2 separate regions of the Homo sapiens genome follow, and region 2 is linked to region 1. A link is an interaction called in ENCODE POLR2A ChIA-PET data of the cell type or tissue named here. Cell type or tissue: GM12878. All regions are shown on one strand. Links, peaks and the distances in the headings refer to the core of each region. The heading gives the core; the rest is flanking DNA.

Evidence for each region. ChIA-PET counts read pairs that join two places held together with the same protein. Peaks named below come from ENCODE experiments on the same cell type or tissue, not always from the same donor. Only the 100,000 strongest peaks of a DNase experiment are listed, where the experiment ranks them.
Region 2: POLR2A ChIA-PET joins it to region 1 with 5 read pairs; 2 of 35 experiments call an interaction of 5 or more read pairs at or near these places.

Annotation. Positions count from the first base shown.
Region 1 is chr13:44,761,940-44,766,229 of GRCh38, reverse strand. No RefSeq gene overlaps it. Among named protein-coding and RNA genes, the nearest start is that of LINC00330, 46 kb to the left of the region's middle. In GM12878, for the core only: no CTCF peak of the experiment used is centred there; a DNase peak (open chromatin) is centred at 2,118.
Region 2 is chr13:44,948,344-44,952,633 of GRCh38, reverse strand. It overlaps NUFIP1 (nuclear FMR1 interacting protein 1), which reads left to right. Exons shown (of 10, transcript NM_012345.3): 8 at 2,796-2,912. Among named protein-coding and RNA genes, the nearest start is that of TRE-TTC2-1, 32 kb to the right of the region's middle. In GM12878, for the core only: no CTCF peak of the experiment used is centred there; no DNase peak of the experiment used is centred there.

The sequences.
Region 1 (4,290 bases), core at 1,145-3,644:
CCTCCTCTCACCAGGTCGCACCTGTAAGATGCCTCTGGGTGTTAATAGCATGGCCACATAAATTCTTTCCTTTTGCTGCACTCCCTCTGCCCCATCTCATCTCACAATACACACACATTAGTCTATTAATTCCAAAGACTCCAAAGAACAGAACTTACTCAGCAGAACTAATAAGATTGCAACAATGTCAGACAGTACCTTGCTATGCATGATTTTTAAATAAAGAAGGCACCCTACTTCAACATGGGATTATATAATTTCTAGGATTTAGATCCTTCCTTGATCAGCAAGAAATATGTATGTATTTGCCAAATCTTGCCTCCTACAGAGTGCTAAATTAACAGCACATTTGGTGCCTGTGATCAGCAGAGTTCCATAGTACTTTGGCTGGTTATGTGCTTGATAGGGGTCTAGCTGAATCCATAAAGATATGGGTGATGAACTGGGCGTAGTGGCTCACGCCTGTAATCCCAGCACTTTGGGAGGCCAAGGCAGGTGGATCACCTGAGGTCAGGAGTTCCAGACCAGCCTGGCCAACATGGTGAACCCTGTCTCTACTAAAAATCCAAAAAATTAGCCGGGCATGGTGGCGGTGGGCACCTGTAATCCCAACTAGTCATGAGGCTGAGGCAGGAGAATCGCTTGAACCCAGGAGGCAGAGGTTGCAGTGAGCTGAGGTCGCACCATTGCACTCCATCCTGGGCAATAAGAGCGAAACTCCATCTCAAAAAAAAAAAAAAAAAAGATATGGGTGATAATAATGCTATTTCCACCAGGTTAAATTCCAACACAAGGTGCTCACAGCTGCCCAGAATGGCACTGGGAAATATGAGTTTGTCCTTGTCCTTTTGACCACCTTGCTGTTTAGATTCCTGAGAGCTTTAATTATTGCCCTGTGAACAGAGCTGGTCTTTGGCTTGTTTATCAGCTCCAGAGCTGAGGAAATTGGGCTTTATCTCTTTCAGATTAGATCACTACAAGCCTCATTGGGTAAGGATAGAGGAAGGAGGGGTGGGGAGGATAAAGCCCTGACTCCCTTTACTCAAAATGCTCAGCAAAGCCCAAACCCTTTCTAGAATAAAGCACCAAGACTTTTCCTCCCAACTCGGTGCAGGATAACTAACTGGGGATTTCTTTATTTACTCCTTTCAGGAGGCTTTTAATTGGAAAACCTTTTCCGTAACCAAAACGCCGATCTCTTTGAAGATAAGGCCCTTTTTGCCTCAGGTTTCTGCTTCTCCCATTTTCCATTTCCTTCAAGTTTTATTAACTCTGTAGCCATGCGGGAGGTGGGGGCATCTGGGCCACTCAGGAACTTGGTACCTTTCCTGCCTCCCAACAGATTCCACCCCCTCATAAAAAAGAAAAAAAAAAAAGGAAAGAAGAGAAACACACACACACACACACACACACACACACACACCCCAACACAACGAAACACCCCACTCTGCAGTTGTTCTTCATGGTTCTTATTTTAAAGGATCCCGGTTCTTATTTTAAAGGATCCCGGTTCTTTGGGTGTGGCCTGGCTGGCTGAGTGCCTTTGGTGGCTCTTGGGCGCCTGGGGAGGAGAGTGGGCCCCAGGGATGCGCTGGCAGGGGCAGGCCCTCCGTCCTTCACATCTCTCAGCTTCTTTCTGAAAGGCTCTGCTCCTGGCTCACCATTTATCATTCCTTCACGCTGCCTTCTGTTCTTTGACCTCCAGCCACAAAACAACTTCCTGATTACCAAAGCCGGGTGCCACCTCCCTTGGCCAGAAAGCCAACCTGGAACTGCACGAGGCTTCATTAAAATTCACCACCCCACTGTTGCTCCTTGGATTCCCATGAAGTTACCTCCCTGGTGTATTGATCTTGAGGGCGAGCTGGCTGCATTGGAGCGCCTGGTTAAATGTCTCCTTTGTTGTTGTTTTTTTTTTTTTTTTCTTTTCGTTTTTTTTTTTTAACCCGTGGAAGGGTTTAGAAAGGAAAATTTGATCCTTGACACTTTTGCAGACGCCAGTCAGCCGAGTGAATAATGTATCTGTCCACTGTACATCGGGGGAATTGAGGGCTCCTGAAGGGGAAGTGGCCAGTGGCCGGACAGAGAGGGGAAAACCAGATCACAGGATTTCTGAAACTCAAGTCAGCTGCATTCATGAGCAAATCAGCAGTCTCCTGGTTCTTGACCTCCTTTGGGCATTGTGAGGGCTGATGAGCTCATGCTTGTAAAGACTGCAAGCCTTTAATTGAAGTATAATTAATAACCATCTGATAAGTGAATAACAATAATAATGCTGATGTAATCCCCTTCCCCCATAGCCCCTCTCCTGTTTCCTCGGGTGGGTAACACCCTGGGATAATGTCCCAACACATTCAGCTAGGTGAATGGCTCTAGCTACAGACAAATCATCGCAGCCATGTGCTTGCCGGCACAGCCTAGGGTTGGCCCGCCACCAGGAGACCTCAGGGCACAGAACAATGCAGCAATGTTCTGCAAGTGTTGGGCTGTTCAGGAAATGGGAAAGTTCAAGCTGTTTCAAGACTCAGGTAGCAGGACATCCACTAGCTTCTTGCCAACCTGGTGGCCTCTCAGGCAGGACAGCTGCACCTGGAAGCCTTACTAACACTGACCGTTACTTATTTCTCCTGTGCTCTGCTTCCCATTCTTTCCATAGACCCCTCATCCAATAAGATGAGTTCATGTGTCTCCCTAGGAAGATACGAATGGATCAGGCTGCTGCCTCCACACTATTGATTATCAGAGGGATATGTGGACATCAGTCAACATGCATCAGGAGGCATCTTGAGTACCTGATGAGATTAATGAAGATGCCATAGGCTTTACAAAAAAGAATCCTTTTGGTTCTTAGGCTTCACAGAGTTTAATCCATAAAACAGAGTCCCCAAAGCAGACTCCAGGCTTAAGAAGTGGTTAGAATGGAAACAGGAAAACAATGATGAAAGAAGCAGTTTATCATCCACTTTTGCCCTAAAGACTTCTCGGGCCAAAAAGCTGAGATAGACAGAATGGAATCCACAGCTAGAAAAGATAATAATACTTTTTAGTTGCAAACAATTTACAGGTTACCAAGTGCTTCCATATAGCATGACCTCATTTGAGCCTCACAATATCTCTGTAAGGTTGGCTGAGTTTATGATTCCCAGCTTATAGATGAGGAAACTGAGGTCCAAAGAGGCTAAGTGACTCACTCACACAGAGTGGCAGAGTCAGAGCCAAAGCCAAACCCATGTTCCTAGTAAGACAAGAAGACTTGCTCCATAATGGGCAGATTCTATAATCTCCTCTCTACTGGGAAGATAAGTAGTCAATTTATCCAATAAATAGGTAATGAATGTCCATTCTATGTTCAGCACTGTGCTAGGTGTTAGGGAGAGGGCAGTGAACATAACACAGAAGGTTTTCATAACATTTTCATCTCTATATTAGTGTTGTCCTTGCTTGATGCTCTAGGCCATGGGTTCCTTCTAGAGAGATGTGTAGTTGTTAAAGTTCTTTTGGCCAAAGAGTAAAAGTCAGTTCTGGCTAGCTAATGCATAGAGAGGGAGTTTATCTGAAAGATCATAGAGTAGCTGATATACTTTGGATGGATATTTGCCCCTCCAAGTCTCATGTTGAAATTTGGTCACCAATGTTGGAGGTGAGGCCTGGTGGGAGGTGTTTGGGTCATGGGGGTGGATCCCTCATGAATGGCTTGGTGCTGTCCTTGCTGTAATGAATGAGTTCTAGCACCACTGGTTCCTGTAAGAGTGTGTTTAAGGCCAGGCATGGTAGCTCACACCTATAATCTCAGCACTTTGGGAGGCCGAGGCGGGTGGATCACCTGAGGTCAAGAGTCCAAGACCAGCCTCACTCACATGGCAAAACCCTGTCTCTACTAAAAATAAAAAAATTAGCCGGGCGTGGTGGCACATCCCTGCAGTCCCAGCTACTTGGGAGGCTGAGGCAGGAGAATCACTTGAACTCAGGAGACGGAGGTTGCAGTGAGCTGAGATTGTGCCACTGCACTCCATCCTGGGCAACAGAGTGAGACTCTGTCTCAAAAAAAAAGAGTTGGTTGTTTAAATGAGTATGGCACCCATTCCCTCTTTGTTTCTTTCCCGCCATGTGAAACGTCTGCTCCCTTTTCACCTACCTTCATGACTGTAAGCTTCCTGAGGTCACCAAAAGTGGATGCTGGCACCATGCTTCTTATAAGCCTGTAGAACTGTGAACCAAATAAACTTCCTTTCTTTATAAATTATCCAGGCTAAGGTATTATTTTGTAGCAACCCAAATGAACTAAGACAG
Region 2 (4,290 bases), core at 650-3,149, 190 kb before region 1:
CTGTACTATCTTTGCAACATTTGTATAAATCCAAAATTGTTTCAAAATACAAAGTTTAAAAAAGAAGGGAGGAGGGAAAGGACATTAAAGCCTTGCCCTCGGCTTCATGAATTGGATTGTGAAGAATACAGTTTTCCAGAGTCAATTTCCCTTTGTTTTTATTTTTTTCTGTTATTTTCTGATTATAAAAGTAATATAGAAAATGTGGGAGCTGGGCATAGTGGCTCATGCCTGTAATCCCAGCACTTTGGAAGGCCAAAGTGAGCAGATCACTTGAGGTAAGGAGTTCGAGACCAGCCTGGCCAACAGGGTGAAACTCCGTCTCTACTAAAAATACAAAAATTAGCCTGGTGTGGTGGCACGTGCCTGTAATTCCAGCTACTTAGGAGGCTAAGGGGAGAATCGCTTGAACTCAGGAGGTAGAATGCACTGCACTCCAGCCTGGGCAGCAGAGTGAAACTCTGTCTCAAACAAAAACAAAAACAAAAAAACAGAATTATCAAGATGATTGAAGCTGAGTAAAATAATAGAGAATGGTGGTCAGAAAAGGGGATATGTGCTTTTATCTGAAGTGATCAGTAAAGGCATCTCTAATAAGGTGACATTAAGACATCTGAATGAAATGCGAGGCTGATACCTAAGGGAATAGCAGTCAAGGCAGAGAGACTGCCACAGTCACCCCAGCCTTTAGTGACCACAACCCTGATCAGTCAGCAGCCAGCAACATCAAGACAGTACCCTCCATCAGCAAAAATATCACAATCCCCTGAAGTCTCAGATGAGTTTTAGCATTTTTTAGCAATGAAATATTTTTAAATTAAGGTACATTTTTTAAGACATAATGCTATTGCACACTTCATATGCTACAGTATAGTGTAAACATAACTTTTATATGCCCTGAGAAACCAGAAAATTTGTGTGACTTACTTTATTGCCATATTCACTTGATTGCAGTGGTCTGGAACCAAATCTACAATATCTCCAAGGTATGATTGCATATCAAATAACTGTTTGGAGTTTTACTATAAAAGGGAGGAAAGAAATGGAGCTATAGCTGGGAGACATTATTAGCATTATTGTGGACCATAAAGACACTTTGATAGGATGGCTTCATTTTAAGAAGACTTTGTCTGTGGGAAGCATTCTAGCTCACTGGTAACAATTTGGATTTGGAGTCAGATAGCCAGGCTTTAAATTTGACCCAACTGATTTATAGTTATCTTAAGGAAAGGTTACTCAAATTCTCTGGATTTTTGTTTCATCCCTCATCACATACCTCATAAGGATTAGGTCAGATCATGCTTTTGAAGAGCATAATATTCAACTATTACTGTACTTTTTGTTACCTCTCTTTGAGTCTTGGAAATAAATGCTGCAGTTTTTTCTTTCATCATTCAGCCAATGAATGGGAAGTCTCCATACTAACACTGTGGTGGATTTCTGCTTAATCTACTAGTAATTCACATAAACTTCATACTTTCCTTTCCCTTTATTAATCAAGGAGTAAAGGTAACTTAGCTTAAAATTGACAAGGAGTACTTTTATAGGTGTGATGGTGTGTAGTGAGGAGAGAGGATTTAGCTCCATCCAGCAGAAGGTGGCAGTTGAACATTCACATAGAAAGATATTCCCATTTCCTACTGGCATGCTTTGGTTTCCCCTAGACTGACTTGGTGAACATTAAATGCTTAGTCTTGAAACATTTTATATTGGTTTTAGGTTGAGTTGGTTAATTAAATAGACAAATTACTTATTGTCTTCAGTGAGGCCTTATTTTTATTGGTTGTCTAGAATAGAGTTACTAGATTGTTAGAGCTGCCAAAAAGAAATGTAATAGGTGGTGTCCTGGGGCTACAACTAGGCTTGCTGGGCCTGGATCAAACACTTTATATTTGGCAGGCACTTTAGTATTATGCTTGGTAAATTCTCATGGTTGCCTTGTTTATTTAAGTTCTTAGAAGTTTTAAATAATAAAAACTTTGAGTGGGCTGGTCACAGTGGCTCACACCTGTAATCCCAGCACTTTGGGAGGCCAAGGCAAGCTGATCAACTTGAGGCCAGGAGTTTGAGACCAGCCTGGCCAACATGGTGAATCCGCATCTCTACTAAAAATACAAAAAATTAGCTGGGCATAGTGGCACACGCCTGTGATCCCAGCTACTCAGGAGGCTCAGGTAAGATAATTGCTTGGGCCTGGCAGGCAGAGGTTGTGGTGAGCCGAGATTATGCCACTGCACTTCAGCCTGTGTGACAGAGCAAGACTCTGTCTCTAAAAAAACTTTGGGTGGATTAATTCCAGCATTACTGTTTGACTAAGCCTATAGAATGCTTTGAATATTATTTGGATCCCCAAAAACAGTCTTAAAAACAGTTAAAAGCATAGGTATTTTAATACTTCATTTATTTCTAAACCTAATTTTCAGAGGCAGTGATCCCAATCCAGTGAAGTTAAATAAAGTTTGGGTCTTCCTACTACCTGTAAATGAACAGCAAAGACTATGTAATTAAGTTAATTTAGAGTATGCTCAGATTGTATAACCTGTGAAGCATGCTAAGTAACTGAGCTCTATATAGCTTCCTTTTCCCTCACTGTCTCCTCTGGGGCAAATGGTTTCTTGGCCCATGAAGATGTCTAAACCAAGGGGAAGTGTTTCTGGCCCCCTAGAATTAGTCTTTTGGAAAGATTAAGGAAATGATCAGAAATTACTTAATTTTCACTAACAAATGAGGGAATGGGGGATGGACAGCTTTTTTATGGTGGTAGATGTTTTGAATCTGACTTCTTTTCCCTTCAGAGTCTGATAAGGAGGAGAAACCACAACATTCTGTGATACCCAAGGAAGTGACACCAGCCCTATGCTCACTAATGAGTAGCTATGGCAGTCTTTCAGGGTCAGAGAGTGAGCCAGAAGGTAAGTCATGGTGTGTGTTGTTACAGGGTTTTGTTTTGTTGCTTTTTGCCTTTTGTGCATGCTGCGCATTAATAACATCCAGGATGTGCATCCTTTATTTGGTTTTCAAATTCCTTTTCCATTTGAATCAGAAGTAAAGTTAACATGGGTTAAAGGAACTCTGGAGTAATAAAGAAATGTGTTGCTACTCTGGGAATAAAAAGGCAAAAAAATACAATATAGGCCGGGCGCGGTGGCTCACGCCTGTAATCCCAGCACTTTGGGAGGCCGAGGCGGGCGGATCACGAGGTCAGGAGATCGAGACCATCCCGGCTAAAACGGTGAAACCCCGTCTCTACTAAAAATACAAAAAATTAGCCGGGCGTAGTGGCGGGCGCCTGTAGTCCCAGCTACTTGGGAGGCTGAGGCAGGAGAATGGCGTGAACCCGGGAGGCGGAGCTTGCAGTGAGCCGAGATCCCGCCACTGCACTCCAGCCTGGGCGACAGAGCGAGACTCCGTCTCAAAAAAAAAAAAAAAAAAAATACAATATAATGAAAGAATAGGAAGGAAAAGAAAATATCCACTAACAGAACTGAAGAAAATTCTAAACGAAATGGCAAAAAGAAAATTCATTTTTTTCTCTCTGCTCTGAAGAACCCTTGTTATAACGTGTTTATAGCATCTTTGGTAGATGGAGAGAGATCTTTTATGACAAAGAGTGTGATACAATTTTTTTAATGCATATAGGGCATTGTTCTTCCTAGAGCATATTTACATAAATTATCTCATTTGGAAAACACAACAACCTTATACTTGTGTCTGCATTAGCTTGTGCATTTTAAAGGTCGGAAGAAATTGAATCTTTTCAAGAGTCTTTCTGAGAAGTCAGTAACTTTCAGAATACATGTCTTACCTTTAAAGATGATGTTACGGATGGTAACGTGTGAGGCTTCATTGTGAAATTTAATTGTGATAAACCAGTTTAATTTCCTTCAGCATCTCTTTCAGGGCTACCTGAAAGAGCCATGAGTAGGCTCTTGATCTGATGCAGTGTAGCAGTTTTTAATCCAAGGTTTATATCAATAATCCAGCATATGTTTAATGAATAAATCTATGTTCCACTGTTGTGGACACCTGGCTCTGTGTGGTCATTTTATTTAGACTTTACCAGCCGTGAGAAAATTCATGTCTATGTCTCAGGACAAGATGTGTAATCAAAGTAGGAGCTGTGCTGAGAATAAGAATACAGGTCTAAAAGTGTTTATATAGAATGAAGAGAAGATTCAAATGTAATTGGATGGGCCAGGCACGGTGGCTCACATCTGTAATCCCAACACTTTGGGAGGCTGAGGAGGGTGGATCACCTGAGGTCAGGAGTTCGAGAGCAGCCTGGCCAAC